Regions from separate parts of the Homo sapiens genome. Here region 2 is linked to region 1. A link is a loop called in an ENCODE intact Hi-C map of the cell type or tissue named here. Cell type or tissue: lower leg skin. All regions are shown on one strand. Links, peaks and the distances in the headings refer to the core of each region. The heading gives the core; the rest is flanking DNA. Region 1 overlaps EIF4A3 (eukaryotic translation initiation factor 4A3). Region 2 overlaps SLC26A11 (solute carrier family 26 member 11).

Region 1 (10,438 bases), core at 1,520-9,519:
TTAGATGCATGCAGCAGCACATGCCTGTGGTTCCAGCTACTAAGGAGGCTAAGGTGGAAGGATTCCTTGATCTCAGGAGGTCGAGGCTGCTGTAAGCTATAACTGTGGCCACTGCACTCCAGTGTGGGTGACAGAGCTGGACTATCTCAAAAACACACACACACACACACACACACACACACACACACACACAACCAAAAATCATTATGCTTTCCCCATAAAACTGCTTAAGTGCCTTTGTTGGAAATCCATTGACCATAAATGTGTAGTCTTTCTGAACTTTCTACTGTTTTCCCTGGATCTACAACAGGTCTATATTTATGACTATACCACACTGCCTTTGCTACTGTAGCTTTATAATATTTCTTGGTATGAGTAGTAGCTTGGTGCACTTTTCCAAAGTTGTTTTGGCTATGCTAGATCCTTTGTATTTTCATATAACTTCTAGAACTAGCTTGTCAATGTTTAGCCCTATCCCCACTCTCCCAAAAAAGGCTTCCTGATATTTTGGTTGGAATTGTGTTGAGTCTGTACATCAACCTGGGGAGAACTGATGTCTTAACAATATCGACTCTTCCAATCTGCTCAGTGTATCTCTCATTTATTTACATCTTTAATTCTCACAGCAACGTTTTGTAGCTTTCAATTACAGAGCTTGCTCATCTTTTGTCAAATATACCCCCAAGTATTTCATGTATTTGATGGTACTGTATATGGTGGTGTTTTCCAAATTTCCCATTCCAAGTGTTCATTCCTGGCATATAGGAATACAACTGACTCTTCTATATTGACTTTGTAGAATGCTACCTTCCCGAAACTCAATTATTAGTTCCAGTAGCTTTGTGGTAGACTCCTTAGGATTTTCTACATAGAGAAACATATAATCTGTGAAGAAAGCCTTCTTCCTTTCCACCCTGGAGGCCTTTTCTTTCTCTTGCCTTGTTGCACTGGCCAGAATCCACAGTGTAATATTGAACAGAAGGGAGAGGACACCTGTGCCTTGTTCCTGAGAGGGTTACTGAAAGCCCCAATTGCCACTGTGGATTTGTCTATTTCCCCTTGCAGTTTTATCCATTTTTCCTTCCTATATTTCCTGTATTTTGAAGCTGTTATTAGGTGCATAGGTATTTAGTATTGTTATATCCTTTTAATGAATTACCCCTTTATCATTATCAAATGACTCTCTTTGTCCCTTGCAATATTCTTTGCTCTGAGATCTCCTTTGTCTAATATTAATAGAGCTGCTTCAGGTTTATTTTGATGTGTGCGTTACCATGGTGTATTTTTCTCCATCTTTTCACTTTTGTCTTTATATTTCTCATAAGCAATAGTATATAGTTGTGTATGGCTTTATAATCCAGCCTAACAATATCTGTCTTTTAATTTTGCAGTAGGCAATTTGCTTGTTTTCCCTTGCTCGTGCTTTTTGCTTTTTAAGTGTAATTTTAGAGGATGCATGAGATTCCTCATGATATTTGTGCTGAGATGTAATTCACATGCCATAACATTTACCATTTTAAAGTATGCAATTCAGTTGTTAGTACACTTGTACAACCATCACGATTATCTAATTCCAGAACATTAGAATCACCTTCAAAAGAAACCCTATACTCATTTTCAGCCACTCCTTGTTTCACCCATCCCCCTCCTCCCCCCTCAAGCTCCTGAAACCACTGTGAATGGTTTCCTGCTAATCTCTCTATGGATCTACCTGTTCAGGACGTTTCATGTAAATGGAATCACACCACGTGTGGCCTTTTGTGTCTGCCTTCTTCCACCTAGCATATTGCCGAGGTTCATCCAGGTTGTAGTGTGTCAGCACTTCATGCCTTTTTATTGCCAAGTAATATTGTGTGGATTCACCAGTTTTGCTTACAGCTGATGAACATCTGGCTTGTGTCCACTTTTTGGCTCTTATGAACAATGCTATGAACACATTAGGTTTATGTGTGCAGATTTTTTAATTCTCTTGAGTATAGACCTAGGAGGAGAATTGCTAGGTCAACTCCTATGTTCAACATTTTGAGGAACTGCCAAGCTGTTTTCCATAAAGGCTGTGCCTGTTTACAATCCCACTAGCAATGTATGGGGGTTCCAGTTTCTCCACATTCTCCTAAACACTGCAGAGCAGTATATTAGTCCATTTTCATATTGCTATAAAGAACTGCCTGAGCCCGGGTGCTTTAAAAAGGAAAGAAGTTTAATTGACTCACAGTTCAGTGTGGCTGGGGAGACCTCAGGAAACTTACAATCATGGTGGAAGGCGAAGACGAAGCAGGAACCTTTTTCACAAGGTGGCAAGAAGTGCCAAGTGAAGTGGGAAGAGCCCCTTATAAAACCATCAGATCTTGTGAGAACTCACTATCACAAGAATAGCATGGGGGGAACTGCTCCCATGATTCAATTACCTCCACCTTGTCTGTCCCTTGACATGTGGGGATTAGGGGGATTACAATTCAAGATGAGATCTGGGTGGAGGCACAAAGCCTAACTAACTATATCAATCAGTTTGGGAAAGTTATCTTCCAATCCATGAACCTGGGACATTTATATATTTAGGTTTGCAATGCCTTTCAACAAGCTATTTGTAGTTTTCGGTGAACAAGTATAGCCCTTCTTTTGTTAAATTTATTCCTACATATTTCACTCTTTTTGATGCAATTGTAAATGGAATTATTTTCTTAATTTCATTTTCAGGTTGTTCAGACTGCTAGTGTACAGAAACACTGGCTTTCCTATGTTGAACATATATTCTGCAACCTTGCTGACCTCATTTATAAGTTCTGATAAGTGATTTTTTAAATGTGTAAATTCCTTAAGATTTTCTAGGTATAAATCATGTCATCCGTGACTAGAGAGTTTTGATTCTTCCTTTCCGATCTGGATGCCTTATTTCTTTTCTTGCTTAATTGTCCTGGCTCGTAACTTCCAGTACAATGTTGGAATAGACGTGGCAAGAGCATTCTTGTTTTGTTCCCAACCTTAGCGGGTAATGCTGTGGTTTTTCATCGATGCTGTTTATCAGGTTGAAGCAGCCCCCTTCCATTCTTATTTTCTATCTTGAAAAGGTGCTGGATTTTGTCCAATGCTTTTTCTGCATCTGTAAATCATTATGTGGACTTTGTCCTTTATTCTATTGATAGGGTGTATTACATTGACAGATTTTTGGATATTAAACCAACTTTCCATTCCTGCGATAAATCCCACTTTGTCAGTGTACAATCCTTTTTATATGTTGCTGGATTTGTTTTGCCAGTTTTTTGAGGATTTTTACATCTATATTCATATGATATTGATCTAGTTTTTTTTGTGGTAGCTTTGTTTTGGTATCAGGTAATGCTGGCCTCAGGGTGAGTTGGGAAATGTTCTGCCTTATATTTTTTGAAAGATTTCGTGATCCAGCACTTTGGGAATCTGACGGGGGCAGATCACAAGATCAGGAGTTTGAGATCAGCCCGGCCAACACAGTAAAACGCCGTCTCTACTAAAAATACAAAAAATTAACCAGATGTGGTGGCAGGCACCTGTAATCCTAGCTACTGGGAGGCTGAGGCAAGGGAATCACTTGAACCCAGGAGGCGGAGGTTGCAGCAAGCCAAGATTGTGCCACTGCACACCAGCCCAGGCAACAGTGTGAGACTCTGCGTCAAAAAAAAAAAAAAATTGTGATGGTGATAATTCTGTAAAAGTTTGGCAGGATTCACAAGCCTTGGCTTTCCTTTGTTGAAAGTTTGGTTACTGATTTAATCTGTTTGTCCTAGGAATTTCTCCATTTTATCAAGGTTCATCTGTTGGCAAACAATCCATGGCACTGATACTTTGTATTCTGTACAGTCGGCTGTGCCATCACCTCTTTCATTCTTGATTTTAGTTATTTGAACCTATTTTTCCTTAGACTTGCTAAAGATGTGTCAATTTTGTTGATCTTTTCAAAGAATGAACCGTTGGTTTTGTTGATTTTCTCTATTATTTTTCTATTCATTTATTTCTACTCTCATCTTTATTATTTCCTTTCTTCTGCTTCCTTTGGGTTTAGCTTGCTTTTCTTTTAGTTTGAGGTGAGACAGACAATCTGCAATAAATGTAATTATTGACACGGTTGTTTTCAACCTACTACCGTTTTGTATTTGTCCATCTCGTAAGTTCTCTGTTCCCTTTTCCTTCCTTTTCAGGATTCTTAGATTAAGTATTCCTTAGAACTCTTATTTTGTCTCCTACGTTGGCTGTTTATTTCTGTTTCACATTTTTGTATTGCTTTAAAGGTTCATACCTAAAAATTGCTTAACACTTTTATATATGTTTCACATCTTTAATTCATCACAATCTGCCTTCAAGTAATAGTGTAAGAATCTTGACAGTATACTTCCATTACTCCTTTCTTCGGTGCTGTGCTATTTTCGTCATACATTTTATGTCTATGTATTATTTTAAACAATCTTACTACAAAGAAACATGCCAACAGCATCAACATTACCATTCTATTTCTATACTTTAGACATACCTCAAAGGGTCAGGACACTCTAGCTCTTGGTTAGAACCCTTTTTATGTGGTTTTTCTTTTAGGAAAATTGCCTGGCTTTAAGACAAGGCATCCTATATGTATTTGTTGAATAAATTTCAACCACCCAAAAAAAAAAAACAAAACAAAAAAAAAAAAAATATACCATTAGGAGTATAAATTGGTGGAAAATCTTTCTGCAACGTTAATTTGAAACATGTACCTTGATCAAGAAAATCACTTCTAAAGATTATTCTGGGTGGGCACAGTGGCTCATGCCTAATCCCAGCACTTTGGGAGACCAAGGCAGGAGGATCACGTGAGGTCAGGAATTTGAGACCAGCCTGGCCAACATGGTGAAACCCCAACTCTATTAGAAATATGAAAAATTAGCCAGGTGTGGTGGTGGGCACCTGTAATCCCAGCTACTCAGGAGGCTGAGGCAGGAGAATCGCTTGAACCCAGGAGGTGGAGGTTGCAGTGAGCCGAGATCACACCATTGTACTCCAGCCTGGGCAACAAGAGCGAAACTCCATCTCAAAAAAATAAACAAATAAAAGATTATTCTAATTAATCTTCAACTGCTTCCAAAGGAGCCATGGTATAGAGGCTGGAAAAGTAGCTTTTTTTTTTTTAACGTAGTGAAATATGTATGATACATTACTAAGCAAAAACCTGAGTTAATAATGGCAAAGTGGGTTACAATTTTTGCTTAAAAAGGTCTTTATGTACAGGTAGATGTACAAGATAAATTAAAATACTGGATGGACAGTCATCAAATTGTGAGTTATATCTGGGTAGGAGGATTAAGGATGACTTTTTCAAATTATGCATTTGTATGTTTTTTTTCAGTGAGATTATACTTTTGTAATGAAGTACATAACCCAGGGGTTTTTCATCTGGATTTAGTTGCTGGGGACCTTGGGAAGCCCCTCAGGATCTAGAGCCAGTTTTTCCACCTGACCAGAGGCCCAGTGATACCTACCTAGCAAGGCTCAGCAGACCCCCTGCCTGAACTTGACTCCATTTGGACTCTGGGAGGATCCTGGCCCCAAACCACCCTCCCAAGAACCTCCATGAGTTCTCTACCTCTTGTATCCTTCTCTTCCCAGCATCACTGCAAATGTTCCACCCTGTCCCGCACCATGCCCCCATCCATGAGCACTTAGCATCCTTCCCTGGTATAGGCAGGAGCAACGCTGAACTTCCTGGAGAAGTCCACATTCCAGTCAGCTGTCTACAGCAGAACCACACACCACCAAAGGGAAATAGCATTTTCATCACTGACTGCCCAAGGGCCAGGCTGCTCTCCAGAAAGTCTGGAAACTTTCCTTGTCAACCTTTAGGACTGGTGGTTTTTAAATCTTGGATAATCACATACCATTTCTGATTTGTCAGTACAGTTTGACATTTTTATGAACACTTGTGCTGTATTTTTCCTTTTAGGATGACCTTTCCTAGACAGTGTGTGGGGTAGCTTAAGCCCCACCCCTTCTCCTGCCATCTCCTCCCCAAGGCACCAATGCTGCCTCCTCCACTGTAACACCACGTGCTTATTCATCTAGAATCATTCTTACTGGTAATGGAGGCCTTCCGTCCTCCGGAGTGACTGTGTGGAAACCTGAGCCACTCCTCACCTCTAACACAAGCCTGGCAGCAGCTCCTGATGAGACCAGGTGAGCCTCAGTGAGCTCAGGCGCCTGCAGATACGGACATTGAGGCTGGCACTGGCCAGAGCTGTGGTGGGCATCACTCCCCACTGCTGCTGAGCAAATGCCCTGAACACACCTGTATCTGGTTCCTCCTTGCCAGGAACTCATTAAGCTGCCTGGGCCTGTAGTCTCGTGCTCCTCCCGCTCGGCCAGCAGTGCCACCTGGGAGTCTTGTTACCTGCAGGTTCTCACTCAGCAAGCCAGGACAGGGCCCGAGCACTTGCATTTCTAACCAACTCCTGATGATGCAGCTGGTCTACCAGCCACCAGCTGGCTAGCAAGGGTCCAGTCACAGTTTCAGTGAAAGGAAGTTCCATTCATAAACTATAGAATTTCAGATGCCTTCAAGTAGAATCACCTGATGAAATTTAAAAATTATTTCCAAGCTCACCCTAACCCGGAAATAAAGATTATCATCCCAACTAATTTCAGGAAGGGAGGGGCCAGTTTTAACATTTCCATTTCAAATATTAGAGCCCGGTCTGTGGCTCATGTGTGTAATCCCAGCACTTTGAGAGGCTGAGGCGGGAGGACTGCTTGAAGTCAGGAGTTTAAGACCAGCCTGGTCAACAGAGGGAGACCCTGTCTTTAAAAACATTTAAAAAATTAAAAATTGGGCAGCTGTGGTGCTGTGTGCCTATAAAGCTACAGGTAATTACTTTAAATATTTCAACAGATAACTTAAATACTTTAATAATTTAAATATTTAAACAGATAATTATCTGTTTTAGTTTGTCAACATTGTGGTAAGTCATGATCCTGCCACTATACTCCTGCCTGGGCGACAGGGAGATCCTGGGCTCTCAAAAAAACAACAAAAAAAAAAAATTAGAAAAATGAGGCCAGGCATGGTGGCTCACACCTGTTATCCCAGCACTTTGTAAGGCCAAGATGGGAGAATCACTTAAACCCATGAGTGACAGACCAGCCTAGGCCACAAAGTGAGACCCTGTCTCTACAAAAAATTTAAATATTAGCCAGATGTGCTGGCATGCACCTGTAGTCCCAGCTACTCAGGAGGGTGAGGTGAGAGGATCGCTTGAGCCCAGGAGGTTGTGGCTGCAATGAGTTGTGATGGTGCCACTGCTCTTCAGCCTGGGCAGCAGAGCAAAACTCATCAACGATGAAACTCTTTCCAAAAAAAAAGATTAGAAAAGTGAGTGAAATGGGCCGGGTGCAGTGGCTCACGCCTGTAATCCCAGCACTTTGGGAGGCCGAGGTGGGTGGATCACGAGGTCAGGAGATCGAGACCATCTTGGCTAACACGGTGAAACCCCGTCTCTACTGAAAATACAAAAAAATTAGCCTGGCATGGTGGCGGCCGCCTGTACTCCCAGCTACGTGGGAGGCTGAGGTAGGAGAATGGCATGAACCCAGGAAGTGGAGCTTGCGGTGAGAGGAGATCACGCCACTGCGCTCCTGCCTGGGCAACAGAGGGAGACTGTCTCAAAAAAAAAAAAGAAAAAGAAAAGAAAAAAAGAAAAGTGAGTGAAATGACCCAAGACTACACAGTAAGTTACTAGAGAAGGTGGTGGCACCTTAGAAGTATAGAGTTTATGGGAAAAGTTTTAAATTTTTAATGAAAAAGACTTAGAACAATGTATTATTTACATGTAAATAAGAAAAGAGAGCAGAATCCCCATATCCTCTTCAAAGGAAGGGAGACGGCAGGCCATTTATGAGAAGAAAGTCCATATAAACCCCATTAAGTAGAATCTGGATCTAAATACTTCCAAACAGGAGTACACAGCAGGTGAACAGTCTCCCTCATCCCACTGATCTGCTGCTTCAGATAAGATCAGCAACTGAAAGTGAAGAAAGAAACAGATTAAGGAACAACACAAACAAAATGAAAATTTGTTAACGTAAATTTAACTAAAACCTCACAACAGACTTCTCAAAACAAAAAACAGGCCAGACATAGTGGCTCACGCCTGTAATCCCAGCACTTTGGGAGGCTGAGGTGGGCAGATCATTTGAGGCCAGGAGTTCGAGACCAGCCTGGCCAACATGGTGAAACCCCGTCTCTACTAAAAATACAAAAATTAGCTGGCTATGGTGCACGTGTCTGTAATTCCAGCTACTCAGGAGGCTGAGGCAGGAGAATTGCTTGAACCCAGGAGGCAGAGGTTGCAGTGAGCCGAAATCGCGCCACTGCACTCCAGCCTGGGTGACAGAGCGAAACTTCGTCTCAAAAACAAAACAAAAAAACCCACAACAACAAAAAAACAAACTCAGGTGCCCCAAACTAAGAATAGGGAAGTTCCCTCTACAATTACAGTAGAGCTGGACGATTTCCTACCGTTCATCGGCATCTCATCAATCTGAGTGGAATAGTACTGCTCGATATCTCTGAGGATGCGGATGTCGTCATTCTTTACAAAGTTAATGGCCACACCCTTCCGGCCGTATCGACCTGATCTCCCAATTCTTCAGGAATAAAATAATATTACAGTTAGTATATATAACAATCAAGATTTAGTAAATGTGTCACAGAAGTGAAGCCAATGAGAGCTTGCACCTTACCTGTGTATGTACAATTCTCTGTTATTAGGGAGATCATAGTTAATGATGAGGGACACCTGAGGGACATCCAACCCCCTGGCCCAGACATCTGTAGAAATAAGCACTCGGCTGCAAAAAGAAAGAGTGTTTGAGGCGATTAAATTACTCATACAAGTGTAAGACTGGACTTGCTTCCATTGCTAATTTTAAGGAATCCTGGCTGCAGGTCCAAAATATACGAGATTCTCCTCTCTCAACAGTCTGTCTGCAAACGTGAAGCCTCAGGGACAGCACCAGAAACCCCTGTGCAGAGGGGCTGTTGGTGGATTTAGTTACTTCGGTCATGTGCTCCATCAGATTAAAAAAATAGACATCTTTTACTAGACTATCTTTAACTTGTTTAATCGGTCCTAAACCAATAATTGGGAAAAATACTTCACTTTTGCCTAGCAAAAAATTAAAAACGGTAACTTCAGCCGGGCATGGCGGCGGCTTATGCCTGTAATCCCAGCACTGCCAGAGGCTGAGGCAGATGGATCACCTGAGGTCAGGAGTTCGAGACCAGCCTGGCCAACATGGTGAAACCCCATCTCTACTAAAAATGAAAAAAAAAAAAAAAAATTAGCCATTCCAGCTACTCGGGAGGCTGAGACACAGGAGTCACTTGAAATCAGGAGGCAGAGGTTGCAGTGAGCCAAGATTGTGCCACTGCACTCCGGCCTGGGTAACGAAGTGAGACTGTCTCAAAAACAAACAAACAAAAAAAGACACACACAGCACATATGTTAAGCTGACCACAAGGTGGGCAAAGAAGGAAGTCTGAATCAAGTTCAAATGAATGAAACCACCCAATCCACGCTTTCTGACCACTGTGGAATTAAACTAATCGAAACGATGAACAGAAAACCCCCCTACTTACTGGAAAAGAAGACACACGCTTGTAACCAAGGTGACCAACCTGGCTAGTTAAGGCTAGTTATCACCTCAACCTAAGTATTACAGGAGCACAGCGGACCCCTCCTTAACTGGAAGGTTTTCTGCTCACCCAGGGCCTCAGCTTTCAGAGCAGAAGCTTGGCATCCCCCCGGGTGTGGGGCCTGCACTTAGGCGGTACATATGAAGTGCTTAGACACAGTCTAGCAAACCCTGACCTGCAGAGCCACAGCATAGCAGACCCACCTGGCGCCCGACCGGAACTCCTTCATGATGGACTCCCGCTCTTTCTGGGGCATGTCTCCATGCATTGAGGATACAGTGAAGTTGGCTTCCCTCATTTTCTCCGTCAGCCAGTCCACCTACAAATCCAATCAACAGATGCTACTGCAAGCTAGTATACCAAAGCAGAGATGTGCATTCGGGACTTTACCGCATCATTTGCAGAACCAGTATCAATATTCGTAAGGTAACTGCTCTTAAAACTCAGAATCATCCTAACTGGATGTAAAAACTTTTTCCCAGAAAATGTTGGGGTGCACTCACAAAACCCTCTTACTTCATTTTCTCCATATAATGACTCTATGGGGGGAGGGGGCCAGGTGTGCTCATTCTCATTTGAAATTTGAATTCCAATCTTGTTAGAATGTAGCCCAACTCCTTTCCTTTCTCAGGAAAGTGGCCGACAGTTCTCAGGTCTGCCTCCACATTACCATCACCTGGGGATCTAAAACTACTCAGGCCTGGGTTCCACCTTCAGCCAACGAAATCTGAATCTTTAGGGGTGGCT
Region 2 (16,752 bases), core at 8,753-16,752, 110 kb after region 1:
AGTAGCAATGAGGTTTCACCATGTTGGCCAGCCTGGTCTCAAATTCTTGGCCTCAAGTGATCCACCTGCCTTGGCCTCCCAAAGTGCTGGGACACCACACCCAGCCTCCTATCTTTTTACTTTTAACGTATTTAATTGATTTGTGTTCTTGTGTTTAATGGTATGTTTTATGGGCAGCATATAGATGGGATTTGTTTTTAATCTCATAATCTCTGCCTTTTAATTGGAATCTTATGCCATTTATATTTAATGTGATTATTGGTCTGTTTGACTTTAGATCTACCATGTTGCTGTTTGTTTCCTGTTTGTCTCATTTGTTCTTTGTTCCCTTTTCCCCCTCCTTCTACCTCTATTGGATTATTTTTTATGATTCCATTTTACATCCTTTATTGGCTGATTAGCTGTAACGGCTATATTTAGTTTTTGTTTGTTTGTTTCTAAGTGACTGCTTTAAGGTTTGTGGTAAACATCTTTATCTTGCTACAGTATACATTAAACTTCAACTTCATGTGATATAAGAACCTTATAACAGGCCAGGCGCAGTGGCTCACACCTATAATCCTAGCACTTTGGGAGGCTGAGGGAGGCAGATTGTCTGAGCTCAGGAGTCTAAGACCAGCCTGGGCAACATGGCGAAACCCCATCTCTACCAAAAATACAAAAAATTAGCCAGGCATGGTGGTGCATGCCTGTAATCCCAGCTACTGGGGAGGCTGAGGTGGGAGGATTGCTTGAACCTGGAAGGCAGAGATTGCAGTGAGCCAAGATCCGTCACTGAAGCTGCAAACTCCTGGGCTCAAGTAATTCTCCTGCCTCAGCCTCCTGAGTAGCTTGGTCTACAGGCATGCACCACCACATCTGGCTAATTTTTTAAATTTTTTTATAGAAACGGGCTATGTTGCTCAGGCTGATCAAAGGTTCTTGGCCTCAAGTGATGCTCCTGCCTCAGCCAACCAAAGTGCTGAGATTGCAGATGTGAGCCACCATTCCCTGCAGGAACAGTCTTAGATTTATCCACGTAGTCACTGTTTCTGGTGCTCTTAATTCCTTTGTACAAATCCAGATTTCCATCTGGTATAATTTTCCTTCTACCTGAAGGATGTTATTTTTTCTTCTGTTGCAGGCCTGTTGGTGATTAACTCTTTCAGCATTTTTTTTTTTTTATTTGACAGGATTCACTCTGTCACTCAGGCTGGAATGCAGTGGTACAATTATAGTTCACTGCAGCCTTGAACTCCTAGACCCAAGCAATCCTCAGCCTCCTGAGTGGCTGGGACTATAGGCATGCATCACCACGCCTGGATAATTTTTTATTTTTACTTTTTGTAGAGATGGTGTCTTCCTACGTTGCCCAGGCTGGTCTCTTACTCCTGGGCTCAAGGGATCCTCCCACTTTGGCTTCCCAAATGTTGGGATTACAGGTGTGAGCCACTACTCCTGGTCTTCTTTCAACTTTCGACTTTTGTATGTCTGAAAGTCTATTTTGCCTTCATTTTTCAAAGATAGTTTTGCTGGTTATAGAATTCTAGACTTTTTTTTTTCTTTCAGTACTTTTTAAAAAAAAGTTATTTATTATTTTTTTTATTTTGAGACAGTGTCTCGCTGTGTCACCCAGGCTGGAGTGCAGTGGCACGATCTTGGCTCACTGCAATCTCTGCCTCCTGGGTTCAAGTGATTCTCCTGTCTCAGCCTCCCAGGTAGATGGAATTACAGGCGCATGCTACCACGCCCGGCTAATTTTTGTACTTTTAGCAGAGATGGGGTTTTGCCATGTTGGCCAGGCTGCTTTCGAACTCCTGACCTCAGGTGATCCGCCCTCCTTGGCCTCCCAAAGTGCTAGGATTACAGGCGTGAGCCACTTTGCCTGGCCTCAGGACTTTAAAGATGCTATTCTGCTGTCTTCTGGCCCACTTCGTTTCAAGAAGTGTGCTGTCATTCTTTGTTCCTCTGTATGTAACCTTTTTATCCACTGCTTTTAAAATATTCTTTATCACTGGTTTTAGGCAGTTTCATAATGTGGCTTGATGTAGTGTTTTTTTGTTTGTTTGTTTTTTGTTTTCTGTGTTTATGCTTGTGATTCATTGAACTTCTTAGACATGTGGGTTTGCAGTTTCATCAAATTTGGAAAATAAACACCCATCTTTTCGTGAAATCTTTGTACTGTCCCCCTATGCGATTCCACAGACTTTCTTTGCAGAATCCCCTGTCTGTATTTCAGGCACCTCGAAGGTGTTCCCACAGCTCACTTGGGATTTTCAGCCTTCTCCTTTGTGTGTTTCATTTTGGATAGTTTCTGCTGCTACATTTTAGTCTTTTTTTTCTGTAATGTCTCAGCTGTTGTAATTGCACCAAGTGCTTGTTCCGTCTCAGACACTGTGGTTTTCATTTCTAGAAATCCAGTTTGAATCTTTTTTTTTCTTTTTTTTTTTTTTTAAGATGGAGTTTCGCTCTGTTGTCCAGGCTGGAGTGCAATGGCGCGGTCTTGGCTCACTGTAACCTCTGCCTCCCGGCTTCAAGTGGTTTTCCTGCCTCAGCCTCCCAGGTAGCTGGGATTATAGGCATCCACCACCATGCCCAGCTAATTTTTGTATTTTTAGTAAAGACAGAGCTTCACTGTGTTGGCTGGGCCAGTCTCGAATTCCTGACTTCAGGTGATTCAGCTGCCTCGGCCTCCCAAAGTGCTGGGATTACAGGCGTGAGCTACCGTGCCCAGCCTCAATTTGAATCTTTTAAAATGTATTTTCTACATCTTTACTTAACAGTTGCAATCTTTCCTCTGTTTTTTTTTTAAGTATATGGAATTTGGTTACAGTTATTCTTTTAATGTCCTATTAACTAAATTACATTTGGTTACAGTTACTCTTTTAATGTCCTGTTAATTCTGTCATCTTTAACTATGTTACTTTTGGGTCTTTTTTTTATTTTTTATTTTTATTTTTTGAGACAGGGTCTCACTGTGTCACCCAGGCTAGAGTACAGTGGCATGATCATGGTTCACTATAGCCTCAACCTCCCAGGCTCAAGTTATCATCTCACCTCAGCCCCCCAAGTAGCTGGGACTATAGGCATATGCCACCATGCTCAACTAATTTTTTATTTTTTGTGGAGACAGTGTCTCACTAATTTGCTCAGGCTGGCCTCAAACTTCTGGGCTCAAGCAGTCCTCCTGTCTTGGCTTCCCAAAGTGTTGGGATTACAGGCATGGGCCACTGCACCCAGCCATATTTTCCTGCTTCTTTGCATGCCTAGTAATTTTTGTTTGGATGGATGCTAGACTTTGTGAGTTTGAGGTTATTGCGTGCTGGATATTTTTGTATTCTATAAATCTTCTTGAGCTTTGTTCTGGGATACAGTTAAGTTACTTAGGACAGTTCGATCCATTTAGGTCTTACTTTTAAGCTTTGTGAGCTGGACCAGAGCAGTGTTCATTCTAGGGCAAGCCTAATTTGGCCCACCACTTGATTTTGTAAATAAAGTTTTATTGGAAAATCACTCCCATTCATTTACATGGTCAATGTCAGGTTTTATGCAATAATAACAGACTTGAGTAGTTGCGCCAGAGACTTTATGGCCCACAAAGCAAAAAGTTTTTAGTATTTAGCCCTTTACAGAAAACATTTGCCAACCCCAGGCCTTGGGCTAATCTTCCCCACTGCTGAGGTAAAACCCTCTGGAGTCCCTGATGCTCCATGAATTATGAGGGTTTTTTACTCTGGTGTGAATCCTTGGGATTGTCCCTTGTAACCCTCTTTGTGACTCTTCCCCACTGTGGGTTTGGGTCATTTTCGCCCAGCTTTGCCTCGACCAGTTCTCTGCTGCACATCCGAGGGCACCTCTGCAGATCTCTGCAGCTCTGTCTCCGGCTGCCCTCTCTGCTCCTGTGACCTTGCGGTCAGCTCCAGCTGCAGGCCTCCTCAGACTTCCTCCCAGCATTGCCCCCTGAACTCAGGGAAACCCCTGGGCTCTGCTAGGGGGTCCCCTCCATACACATGGGGACCATCGGGGAAACCGTAGGCAGCCGGCGGGGCAGTGATAGACTCACCTCCCTTGTTTCCCTGTGGCCGTCATGGCTGCTGTCCCGCGTCTTAGTGGCCATCATGTCCACTGTCCCGCATCTTGGAGGCCATTGTTTCTGTTGTTTGGGAAAGGGGGTAAATCTGGTTTCTTCCTCCTTTGTGCTTTGAGGTGGATGTGCCCTGGGCCACCTGATTTCAGAGAGTCTTTGCCGCGGTGCACGATGTCCAGTCACCTGGAGCTTGGCAGCAGGTGGCATGTGCACCTGTCCGCAGCCTGCAGCTCTGCCGTCCCACCTGCTTATGCTGCCACATAGCATTTATGTCTGTGTTGTGTTTCCCAGAGTGCAGAGTGAGGACTGTGGCCCGGTGGGGGCGTCTCCTGCCTCTGGGATGTCTGCCCCAGTAACCTGGAGGCAGCCGCGCTACCCCACACTCGCCGGGAGCAGGGTCTCGGACGCACCTCTCCTTCTCTCCTAGCTCGCAACGCCCTGGTGGTCTCCTTCGCAGCCCTGGTTGCGTACTCCTTCGAGGTGACTGGATACCAGCCTTTCATCCTAACAGGGGAGACAGCTGAGGGGCTCCCTCCAGTCCGGATCCCGCCCTTCTCAGTGACCACAGCCAACGGGACGATCTCCTTCACCGAGATGGTGCAGGTGGGCGGAGCCGGGAGGCAGGATGGCGTGGCTGAGGCTGCGGTGGCCCCTGGCCTGGCTCCTACCCTGATGTATCTGCTGGGTGCCAGGGGGTCTGAGGTCAGTTAGGACAGCTGAGTCCTCAGGAACGGACATCTCAGTTATTAAAGAATCCCAGGTTGGATGCAAACTCAGCGAGCTCAGGGATGTCACGTTTGTGTTCAGGGGCGCTTCTCCTGTTTTGGACTCCAGCTGAGGATGAATTTACCGTGTTCCTCCCAGCACCTGGCGCCTCTTCAGACAAGGAGGCGGATCCTGCAGCTGACAAGCACTTGCTCCTGTTACCTGTGGGGCGGGGTGGGTCCTTGCTGCTTTCATGGGTCACTGCTGGGTCCTACCCCTTAGGAAGGTCACTCACCATCCCTCTCTCCTCTCTCAGGACATGGGAGCCGGGCTGGCCGTGGTGCCCCTGATGGGCCTCCTGGAGAGCATTGCGGTGGCCAAAGCCTTCGGTAAGACGCCTGTCACCCACACCCCAGGTCTCCCAGTGCGCCGGCTGGGCTAGGCCTGCCTGCTTTCTAGCTTGCCTTTATCCGTTACTAGTTTTAGAAATTTGAATTCATATCCAAGTAATACATGCTCATGATAGATACATATGTATTGTGTATATATGATAAAACTGGATCTATAATGAGGCATGCCCTCCCACCCCATGGTGTGCTGGTGAGTGTTGTAACAGCCTCTGCTGTTTGTGGAAATAAAAGGTTTTGCTTCGTGGCCCTTGCCGATGTCCACGGTGTAAACGCTGCTGTCTGATTTTAAGGTAACGTCACTGAAAGGGGAGTTTGCACATGGAGCTGGGTTGAGATCTGCATGAACAATCATATTCTATGGTGTCTCCACCATGTAGATACAGTGGGTGCAAATAACCTCATCAGTAGTAGCCAAATGCCAAATAAATTAGGAAGTGATGAGTTTTAAGTATTATCTTTGGGCCAGGCATGGTGGCCCAGGCCTGTAATCCCAACACTTTGGGAGGCTGAGACGGGAGGATCACTTGAGCTCAGGAGTTTGAAACCCACCTAGGCAACGTAACGAGACCTCGTTTCTATTAAAAATAAAAATTAGCTGGGCATGGAGCACACCTGTGGTACCAGCTTCTCAGAAGGCTGAGGCAGGAGGATCACTTGAGCCCGGGAGGTCGAGGTGGCATTGAGCTGTGATAGTGCCACTGCACTCCAGCCTGGGCAGCAGAACAAGATCCTGTATTATCTGTTTAATTGAAAGTTTTAATTTAATTGGTAATAATGGCTATGTTTAGTAACAGGCTCACAAAACTCCTAAACATTGAGCAACATGCTTTATTCAGCTGGCTCAGCCCATCGGCCAGCCCCTCCTCGCCCCCAGGGAGGCAGGGAACCCTTCGTCTCCTTCAGTGTCTGTTTTGAGTCAGCATCTCTAGATTCCCTCCTTGCAGCTCCGTCCTTCACTCGCTCCACTCCTGCCAGCTTTGTATTGTCTGTGCGGATGACACCTTCGTTCTGTCTTGTCACCGTCATTTAGTCCTTCTTGCGTTTGGGTTTATGTTGATTCTAAAGGTTACAGCCCAGTTACCAGTGTATGTTACTGTGACTGTGTAAATCGTGTTTACTGCCTAGCCCAGGCTGTGCCAGGGTAAAGTTCCTTCTCCAAAGTCCCAGTGCTCTAACCCTTACCCCCTTCAAAGGAGTTTTTTTTGTTTTTTGTTTTTTTTTTTTTTTGGAGACAGAGTCTCACTCTGTGGCCCAGGCTGGAGTGCAGTGGCACGATCTCTGCTCACTGCAACCTCCGCTTCCCAGGTTTAAGCAATTCTCATGCCTCAGTCTCCCAGGTAGCTGGGAATACAGGCATGCGCCACCACGCCCAACTAATATTCTATACTTTTAGTAGAGACAGGGTCTCACTATGTTGGCCAGGCTGGTCTCAAGTGATCTGCCCACCTGGGCCTCCCAGTAATTTTTTTTTTTTTTTTTTTTGAGATAGTGTTTCACTCTTGTTGCCCATGCTGGGTGCAATGGTGTGATCTTGGCTCACCGCAACCTCCGCCCCCCAGGTTCCAGCAATTATCCTGCCTCAGCCTCCCAAGTAGCTGGGATTACGGGTGCGCACCAACATGCCTGGCTAATTTTGTATTTTTAGTAGAGATGGGGTTTCTCCATGTTGATCATACTGGTCTCAAACTCCTGACCTCAGGTAATCCGCCCACCTCAGCCTCCCAAAGTGCTGGGATTACAGGTGTGAGCCACCATGCTCAGCCCTCCAGTAATTTCTTTTTTTTTTTTTTTCGAGACGGAGTCTCGCTCTGTCGCCCAGGCTGGAGTGCAGTGGCGTGATCTCGGCTCACTGCAAGCTCCGCCTCCTGGGTTCACGCCATTCTCCTGCCTCAGCCTCCCGAGTAGCTGGGACTACAGGCGTCCGCCACCACGCCCAGCTAATTTTTTGTATTTTTAGTAGAGACGGGGTTTCACCGTGGTCTCGATCTCCTGACCTCGTGATCTGCCTGCCTTAGCCTCTCAAAGTGCTGGGATTACAGGCGTGAGCCACTGTGCCCGGCCGTAATTTTTTAATTGTAGAGACAAGGTCTCACTTTGTGGCCCAGGCTGACCTCAAACTCCTGAGTTCAAGTGATCCTCCTGCCTCGGCTTTCAAAAGTGCTAGGATTACAGGCCTGAGCCATCGTGCCCGGCCAGTTTTTACATTTCTGAATGGTTGGAAAAAGTCCAAATAATAATAATATTTTGTGACATGTGAAAAGTATATGAAATCCAGATCTCATGTTTACAAATAAAGTCAGTTGGAGCGTGGCTGTGCCACTTGGGGATGTGCTGTCCGTGGCTGCTTTCGTGGCACCACAGCAGAGTTGCGTAGCTGCAGCAGTGACTGCAGGGCCCACAAAGCCTAAAATATCGACAAGTTGGTCCCTTACAGAAAAGCTGGCCCTTTATAGAAAAGCTTGCCAACCTCAGCTGGGTGCGGTGGCACACGCCTGTAGTCCCAGCACTTTGGGAGGCCGAGGCGGGTGGATCACAAGGTCAGGAGATGGAGACCATCCTGGCTAACACAGTGAAACCCCGTCTCTACTAAAAATACAAAAAATTAGCCAGGCGTGGTGGCGGGCGCCTGTAGTCCCAGCTCCTCGGGAGGCTGAGGCAGGAGAATGGCGTGAACCCGGGAGGCGGAGCTTGCAGTGAGCCAAGATCGCGCCACTGTACTCCAGCCTGGGCGACAGAGCAAGACTCCGTCTCAAAAAAAAAAGTTTGCCAACCTCTGTCTTAGATCCATGCTCCTGTGCCTTCCCCTAAAACCTTCGCCTGCTCACCTCTCTGAGATGGCCCGTCTTAGACTTTCCAGTCATCTCAACTGGTCATAAAGAGGTTTCCAGTTTAAAATGTTTTTCTCGGCCGGGTGCAGTGGCTCACGTCTGTAATCCCAGCACTTTGGGAGGCCAAGGTGGGCGGATCACCTGAGGTCAGGAGTTCGACACAAGCCTGACCAACATGGTGAAACCCCGTCTCTACTAAAAATGCAAAAATTAGCTGTGCGTGGTGGCATGCCCCTGTAGTCCCAGCTACTCAGGAGGCTAAGGCAGGAGAATCTCTTGAACCCGGGAGGCAGAGGTTGCGGTGAGCCAAGATCACTCCACTGCACTCCAGCCTGGGTGACAGAGCAAGACTCCATCTAACAAAATGAAAATAATAAAATAAAATGGTTTTCTTATTATAAAAAGCATTGTAATCCCAACACGTTGGGAGGCCTAGGCAGGAGGATTGCTTGAGCTTAGGAGTTTGAAACCCACTTAGGCAACTTAACAAGACCTCATTTCTATTGAAAATAAAATTAGCCGGGCATGGACCACACCTGTGGTACCAGCTGCTCAGGAGCCTAAGGCAGGAGGATCACTTGAGCCCAGGAGGTCAAGGTGGCATTGAGCTGTGATAGTGCCACTGCACTCCAGCCTGGGTGGCAGAACAAGATCCTGTACTATCTGTTTAATTGAAAGTTTTAATTTAATTGGTAATAATGGCTGTGTTTATTAATATACATTCATTGTAGAAAATGTCAAGAGTGCAGAAACGAGTAAAGAAGAGACAAATCACCCATAATCCCTTTTACTACCACAATTAACTACTGCTTACATGTTTTCTTGTTGTTGTTTGAGACAGGGTCTCACTCTGTCGCCCAGACTGGAGTGCGGTGGCACGATCTCATCTCACTGCAGCCTCAACCTCCTAGGCTCAAACCATCCTCCCGCCTCAGCGTCCTGAATATCTGGGACTATAGGCACACACCACCATGCTTGGCTAATTTTTGTATTTTTTGTAGAGATGAGATTTTGCCATGTTGCCCAGGCTGGTCTCGAACTCCTGGGCTCAAGCGATCCTCCTGCCTTGGCCTCTAAAAGTGCTGCGATTATAGCTGTGAGCCACCATACCTGGCCTGATTACATGGTACTGTACCTCTTTCCACTCTGTGATACATTCAAGCACATGTTTACACGCACATATATGTGAATATTTTAGATGTGTATTCTTAGATTTACAAAACTTATTGCCGTGTGTAGAAATTCATAATCTGTGTTACATTTTGTGAATACTTTTTGAGCGATGTTGAATATTACTGACCAGGTCTTTACCGTTGGTTCCCTTTAGCATCTCAGAATAATTACCGCATCGATGCCAACCAGGAGCTGCTGGCCATCGGTAAGACCCCAGCCGCGGGAAGGAAGACACCAGCTGTGGGCCTCCAGGGTCCCAGGCCTGCCCCTCTGTGTCTCCTGCATTGTAGGAAGACCATGATGGTGGTGATGAACTGGGAGGGCAAAGGTGGCCCCAGATGGGATCTTCTGGAATATTTAGTTTTGTTTTGGGTTTTTGAGATGGAGTCTCACTCTGTTGCCCAGGCAGGAGTGCAGTGGCACGATCTTGGCTCACTACAACCTCTGCCTCCTGGGTTCAAGTGATTCTCCTGCCTCAGCCTCCCAAGTAGCTGGGATTAAAGGCATATGCCACCATGCATGGCTAATTTTTGTGTTTTTAGTAGAGACAGGGTTTCACCATGTTGGCCAGGCTGGTCTCGAACTCCCGACCTCAGGTGATCTGCCTGCCTCGGCCTCCCAAAGTGCTGAGGTTACAGGCATGAGCTACTGCGCCTGGCTCTTCCAGAATATTAACAAGGACTCATTCCCAGACCTCCACACTGCTCAGTTTAACCCCTAAGAACAAGGAGCTGACATCTGTTGTCTGTTCTACCACTTATTGAGCACCTGCTGTGTACCTGACCCTGAGGTCTGTGGCCTTGGTCTAGATCCAGGAACACCTGGAATGTCCCACCTCGGGGAGGGAGCACCTAGTGCCGGGGGTCAAGAGGGGAAGGCTGTGGCCGGGGGAATCGAGAGGAGTCTTCTGATTGTGCCCGCACCCTGCCCTGTGCCTCCCTCCAGGCAGGGGCAGGTGGATTCATGAAGACTCGGGGGCCCCAAGTTGCCTGCCTGTGGATGGGGGTCATGCCCGCTTTCACGGTTTAGTTCCCTTTTGTTACGTCTCTGCGGGCTGACTTCTTAGTGGTATATTTCGAGACCACAGTGTGAATCTTTTTGTGTGTGTGAGAGACTGAATCTTGCTTTGTCACCCAGGCTAGAGTGCAGTGGTACAATCTCGGCTCACTGCAACCTCTGCCTTCTGGGTTCATCCGATTCTCCTGCCTCAGCCTCCCGAGTAGCTGAGACTACAGGCGTGTGCCACCACGCCTGGCTACTTTTTGTATTTTTAGTAGAGACGGGGTTTCACCATATTGATCAGGCTGGTCTCAAACTCCTGACCTCGTGATCCGCCTGCCTTGGCCTCCCAAAGTGCTGGGATTACAGGCGTGAGCCACCGCGCCTGGCCCAGTGTGAATCTTAAATTCAGTTATCATAACTAAATGGTGGGTCCCAGGCCTTCCTGCCTTTCCTTCTCGCCCCTCATGAGACTGGTGCAGGATAACCCAGGAAGCACCATGGGCTTCTTCCCAAGGGGTGTCCACCCTGACAATTTCACGAGAGCCATTTGGCTTCTTGACAGCAAAGTGAGTGACCCAGGTTGGGTCACAAAGGGACGTTGCCCGGGCTTCTCTCTGAGCCATGGAGAGCGGGGCATTGTCCAGTTGAGTGGCGGAGCTTGGGCTTCCTGGGAATCACGCACTTTCAGGCTGAGAAAATCCACGGCCTCCTCAAAGACCCCACCAGTAAATCTTCCAAATGTGATTTCCCAGAGCATCCCATTCCCATTACTTTACTTATTATTATTATTATTATTTGAGACGGAATCTTCCTCTGTCGCCCAGGCTGGAGTGCAGTGGCACGGTCTCGGCTTTCTGCAACCTCCGTCTCCTGGGTTCAAGCGATTCTCCTGCCTCAGCCTCCTGAGTAGCTGGGATTGCAGGCACCTGCCCCTGAGCCTGGCTGATTTTTGTATTTTTAGTAGGACGAGGTTTTGCCATGTTGGCCAGGCGGGTCTCAAGCTGCTGACCTCTGGTGATCCGCCCGCGTTGGCCTCCCAAAGTGCTAGGATTACAGGCCTGAGCCACAGCCCCTGGCCCTATTCCCATTACTTTAAAAATACCACAGATCTATTCTGACAGCACCCTGAGTTCCAGGGATACAACACAGACCGAGCGAAGGTCAAGGTTACTATGGCAGCCATGGGATTCCTTGATCTCAGATAGGCCAGGTAGGCCTCAGCAGCCGCACAGCAAGAAGCTGGCTGACGTGAGCCCATGAAGGCCAGGCTGGGAGGGGTTGCGCTGGTCAGCTTCGGCTCACAGAGTTGGGTCCCCAGCCCAAGCTGCTGTAGAATGAGGATGATCCCCTGCAGCCTGTGGTCACCTTGGGCCTCTACCGAGCCCTCCCACGCCTGTATTTCCTTGCCCTAGCCCATCTCTCTCAGGGCCGTGAGCTGGGCCATGTCACCCGGGATGCCCTGATACTGAGTTGGCCCCAGGCCGAGCCGCCTTGAGAGCAGGCCCTGCACCTGTGAGACCTGAGACCCCACTGTGGGTCTTAGCGAGCAGGAGGGATTCTGGTCTTAGTGATGCCCCAGGTGAGACAGATGCTGGTGGGAGCGTGGGTCAACCTGAGCAGTGATCCCCGTTCTTGGGCCCCAGCAATGCTGTGGGCGTGGGCTTTGTCTGTTGTAGGCAGCCGGCATCACCTGGGGAGGCAGCATACTGGCCATGACCTTGGCCTCACTGTGGCTGTCATCTCGTGAGACGGAAAGGAACTGGGTGGAGAACGGTGGGCAGCCACTGACCTCCCGAGTACCTAGGGTTTGTCTTACGGGCACTTTATCTCAGCTCTCACCCCCTCCTGGGTGGTGAGATGCTCCCCTCTGTTCTGCGTGGGGAAGGCGTGTCCTGGTCACACAGGAGAGGCTGGGTGAGAAGTGTTTGAAAGCTAGGATCTTGCCAGGCATGGTGGCTCACTCCTGTGATCCCAGCACTTTGGGAGGCTGAGGCGGATGGGTCACCTGAGGTCAGGCATTTGAGACCAGCCTGGCCAGCATGGCAAAACCCTGTCTCTACTAAAAATAGAAAAATTAACTGGGTGTGGTGGCACATGCCTGTAGTCCCAGCACTTTGGGAGGTCGAAGCGGGTGGATCACTGAGGTCAGGAGTTTGAGACCAGCCTGGCCAACATGGCAAAACTCTGTCTGTACTAAAAATACAGAAATTAGCCAGGCGTGGTAGTGTGTGCCTGTAATCCCAGCTACTCAGGAGGCTGAGGCAGGAGAATCGCTTGAACTGGGAGGCGGAGGCTGCAGTGAGCTGAGATCGCGCCACTGCATTCCAGCCTGGGCAACAAAGCCAGACTCTGTCTCAAAAAAAAAAAAAAAAAAAAAAAGGCTAGGCTTTACGTCTGCAAGAATGTGGCCTGTTTTCTTCCTTCCCTGAAGGAGTGCGTAGGCCCAGGCCCCCAGGATGATTCTCCCGAGCCCTGCCTTCCTGCCTCCCTTCTGGGTTTTTGTCCCCCTCCCCATCTCCTTTCCCTCCATCCTGTGTGCCTTCCCTCCACGATCAGCCTGTCTTGCCTCCTCCCCAGGTCTCACCAACATGTTGGGCTCCCTCGTCTCCTCCTACCCGGTCACAGGCAGCTTTGGACGGTGAGTGACCTGTCCGCCTCTTCTGTTTGCCCACGTTGGACGCCCTAACGTTGTTACGCTGACAAGGAGTCTGCCTGCCCTGACCCCGGCGCCCCGTCCTCCACTGTGAACGCTCCGTGGAGAGGCAGGGCTGGGGGTCACCCACTGTCCTCCAGGGTGTTCTCTGTTTCTTTATTCTCATAGATCGTCCTGCAGTTTCATACTAGAAAGTTCCACTGGGCATTGTGGTACACCCTTGTTATCCCATTTACTCTGGAGGCGGAAGCAGGAGAATCGCTTGAGCCCAGCAGGATGAGGCTGCAGTGAGTTGTGACCGCACCGCTGCACTCCAGCCTGGGCAACAGAGCGAGACCCTGTCTCTAAAATAAATACTAGAAAGTTCCCAGCACGCCAAAGCCCTCCTAGCTCCTGGTGCCAGAGTCAATTCCTGAAAGGACGTGGAGATAGGAAGGGCCTCGGCTCTGTCCTGAAGCAGCCGGGCATGAAGCTTAGCCCAGATGCCCTACGGCCCCTCCTCAGTCAGGACAACAGGATGGAGGTGACCTGTGGCTTAAAGGAGAGAAGGAGGCGTCACCTGGCACTGCCCAGTCCCCCAGCTGGTGACCCTTGCCCTGCTGGGTATGGGGGCCCCACCTGGATGGGGGCAGGAGACAGAGTCGGCAGGAACCTGAAAGGACACGTGCTTCCTGAGCTTCTTCCTATAGTCAGGGTGGCCCAAGCGCGGCTGTCTGTGACTGCACCCTAAGTCTCTTTGCCTCGGTCCCCTTGCAGTCCCCGCCTGCTTCCCAAGCCGTGCTGGGAGCTGACGTCCCCTCGGAAGATCAGCCACAGGAGTGTGGACTGAGGTCTCCCTTTTCCCGGCCCCTGGTGACTGACGGTCTCTGTGTTGCCTTCCAGGACAGCCGTGAACGCTCAGTCGGGGGTGTGCACCCCGGCGGGGGGCCTGGTGACGGGTAAGGCCCCCCATCTTCCCCTTGTGCCCGCAGCCCTGAGAGTGGGAGAAAGGGAGGAGGGGGCCCACAGAGACGTCCCTTTGGCTCATGGGCCGTGCGCCCCGGGACTGCACAGGGACTTGGGGGGCCACACAGGAGTAGGGGGACCACAGGAGACTGAGCAGGGGCTGGGGGCCTTGGCAGTCGTCGCCCTACCCCCACCCCTGTCCCCAGTGGGCTCTGCTGAACAAGAGGCTGCTACGCTGCGTGCTGGGGGGACCCTGCACTCCCGAGGTCACCTGTGTTCCCGTGCCCCGCAGGAGTGCTGGTGCTGCTGTCTCTGGACTACCTGACCTCACTGTTCTACTACATCCCCAAGTCTGCCCTGGCTGCCGTCATCATCATGGCCGTGGCCCCGCTGTTCGACACCAAGATCTTCAGGACGCTCTGGCGTGTTAAGAGTACGTCCTTGTCCTACAGGGGAGAGCGCTGTGATGCGGTGTCTGAACGCGGAGGGTGTCATTTATGCTACCCCATTTTCCTGCAGCCCCCTCTGTGGGGCTGGGACTGGGAAGTTAGGGCAGTCCCGGAACAGAGAAGTGGATGGCCAGGAGATGGCCCCAGAGATGGTCCCGAGGCTCAGTGGGAAGAGCTGGAGCTCCTTGTCCTGACACCTGGGGTCTTGAGGCGAGCACTGACCCGGGGGAGGGTCCCCTCCTGATCCCCCTGCCCCCATCCCTACCCTCCTTGCCACCCGCCTCCAGCCACCACTCTGCCCGGCCCAGCTGGGGGAGGGACAGGAGACGTCCCTGGTGACCAGCAGGGCCAGCGGAACAGCCTTGCACCCTGGCTCAGAATGGCAGTTCCTTTTTTTTTTTTTATTATTATTTTTATTTTTTTTTATTGATCATTCTTGGGTGTTTCTTGCAGAGGGGGATTTGGCAGGGTCATAGGACAATATGGGGTTGGGGGTAAGGTCACAGATAACAGGATCCCAAGGCAGAGGAATTTTTCTTAGTGCAGAACAAAATGAAAAGTCTCCCATGTCTACTTCTTTCTACACAGACACGGCAACCATCCGATTTCTCAATCTTTTCCCCACCTTTCCCCCCTTTCTATTCCACAAAACCGCCATTGTCATCATGGCGCGTTCTCAATGAGCTGTTGGGTACACCTCCCAGACGGGGTGGTGGCCGGGCAGAGGGGCTCCTCACTTCCCAGTAGGGGCGGCCGGGCAGAGGCGCCCCTCACCTCCCGGACGGGAGCAGTTCCTTTAACTTAACACATTTTGTTTTGTTTGTGGAAGAAGCATGGAGTGGGTTCACCTAGCTTACTTGGCATTTTCTGGTTAGCCCCAGCAAGTTGCCAGGTGAAAGGATGGATAATTTTCTTGCATGCCCGTCGCATGCCAGGGCCTTTCGCGTGCCAGTGCGCTGGGGCTTTAGAACAGCCCTGAAACGTGTTCATGTGCCGGCGTGGAATGGGATGGCCGCTGCTGCTAGAAACCAAGGCTCAGCCAGGGTGGGGCAGGCCTGACCTATGCGTGCGGTGGAATCCCCCACAGGGCTAAGCCCGTGCACTTTGTCCCCAGGGCACCTTCTCCTTGGCCAGGTCTCAAGGGCTCACGTGGTCCCTGCCCCACTCCTCAGGCCAGCTCTGTGCCCTGACAAGCCCCTGCTGCTGCCCTCCCTGAGGTTGGAGGCCAGGGACCGGCCGGCAGGTCTCACCTGCGCTCAGCTCAGATGGGGAGGGCATTTCTTTCTTTCGACTTGAAGCATGGCCTGGTCAGCAGCTGCTGTCCCCAAGTCCTCAGGGGCTGCTTGGGGTCCATGAGCACCTTTACTCATATGTGGGGGGCAGAAAGCTGTCCCGCTGGTCAGCAGGGCCATGTTGGGGCCTCGGGCAGCTGCCGGGCATTCCTCAGCTGTGCCCTTCTCCTAGGGCTGGACCTGCTGCCCCTGTGCGTGACCTTCCTGCTGTGCTTCTGGGAGGTGCAGTACGGCATCCTGGCCGGGGCCCTGGTGTCTCTGCTCATGCTCCTGCACTCTGCAGCCAGGCCTGAGACCAAGGTACCCCTCCGTGGCCTCTGAGTGGGGAGTGTGCTGGGGGCAGGATTCCTGGGCATGGTCTTATGTTTTGAGGGTCCGGGGTGATTGTGGTCGTGGGTGCTGCTGAAGGGGACCGCTCGCTGGCAGGTGGGCAGTCACCTTGCTATAAACCATGGTGTTCTCCCACTGTGTGGGGGCCATGGGGGTCTCCCCTTAGCACCCCTCTCCCGGTCCCCTGCAGCACACTAGGTTGGGTGGGGGCTTCCCGCTTGGGACAGGCCAAGCCTGGTGGAGGCCACCCGGTCAGACCCGCCTCCAGGACTCACTCCTCCCCACAGGTGTCAGAGGGGCCGGTTCTGGTCCTGCAGCCGGCCAGCGGCCTGTCCTTCCCTGCCATGGAGGCTCTGCGGGAGGAGATCCTAAGCCGGGCCCTGGAAGGTGCATGGGCGGGGGTCAAGGTGGTCTGAGGTCACTCCCCTGTCCTCTGCCCCCCACTCCCTGCTGTTCAGGACCCCAAGACCCTGTCCCCAACGCTCTCCAGTCCACAAGGATGCAGGCATCTCTGAGTGGGCTGGACCGTCCTCTGTGGGCCTCAGCCAGTGGCTGCTGCAGCAAGGGTGGTGGCCCCCCACATATCACTCCTTCCCTGCCCCTAAAGTCCGGTTCCTGTTTCTGGGGGGTTGATTTTAGGGGAGCTAAGGGCCTGTGAGTCCTAGGAGGGAAACAGCTGCTGCTGTCACCAAACAATTGTCTCTGGTCCTGCCACCCGAATCCCCCAACTGGGCGACTCAGCCGCCACGAGATGGAGCACTCTGGCCTCTCTGTCCCCTGCCCCTGGCCAGAGCCTCCTTTGGCCTCTGCAGAGCAGCTTTGGGCTGCTCTGGGTGGCGTGACCTGGCTCGGGCCTGTCTCCCCAGTGTCCCCGCCACGCTGCCTGGTCCTGGAGTGCA

The links. Peaks named below come from ENCODE experiments on the same cell type or tissue, not always from the same donor. Only the 100,000 strongest peaks of a DNase experiment are listed, where the experiment ranks them.
Region 2: it touches region 1 in a loop (2.0-fold over the local background); 18 of 110 quality-filtered maps call a loop at or near these places.

Annotation. Positions count from the first base shown.
Region 1 is chr17:80,127,492-80,137,929 of GRCh38, forward strand. It overlaps EIF4A3 (eukaryotic translation initiation factor 4A3), which reads right to left. Exons shown (of 12, transcript NM_014740.4): 9 at 9,895-10,010; 10 at 8,737-8,844; 11 at 8,513-8,640; 12 at 6,878-8,015. The coding sequence ends at 7,999. Among named protein-coding and RNA genes, the nearest start is that of EIF4A3, 14 kb to the right of the region's middle. RefSeq lists a silencer at 6,067-6,232. In lower leg skin, for the core only: no CTCF peak of the experiment used is centred there; a DNase peak (open chromatin) is centred at 6,320.
Region 2 is chr17:80,232,435-80,249,186 of GRCh38, forward strand. SLC26A11 (solute carrier family 26 member 11) reads left to right here. Exons shown (of 18, transcript NM_001166347.2): 8 at 4,494-4,669; 9 at 5,088-5,160; 10 at 9,337-9,387; 11 at 12,762-12,822; 12 at 13,720-13,775; 13 at 14,075-14,215; 14 at 15,696-15,823; 15 at 16,141-16,240; 16 at 16,720-16,752. Among named protein-coding and RNA genes, the nearest start is that of RNF213, 20 kb to the right of the region's middle. RefSeq lists enhancers at 3,616-4,405, 4,406-5,193. In lower leg skin, for the core only: no CTCF peak of the experiment used is centred there; no DNase peak of the experiment used is centred there.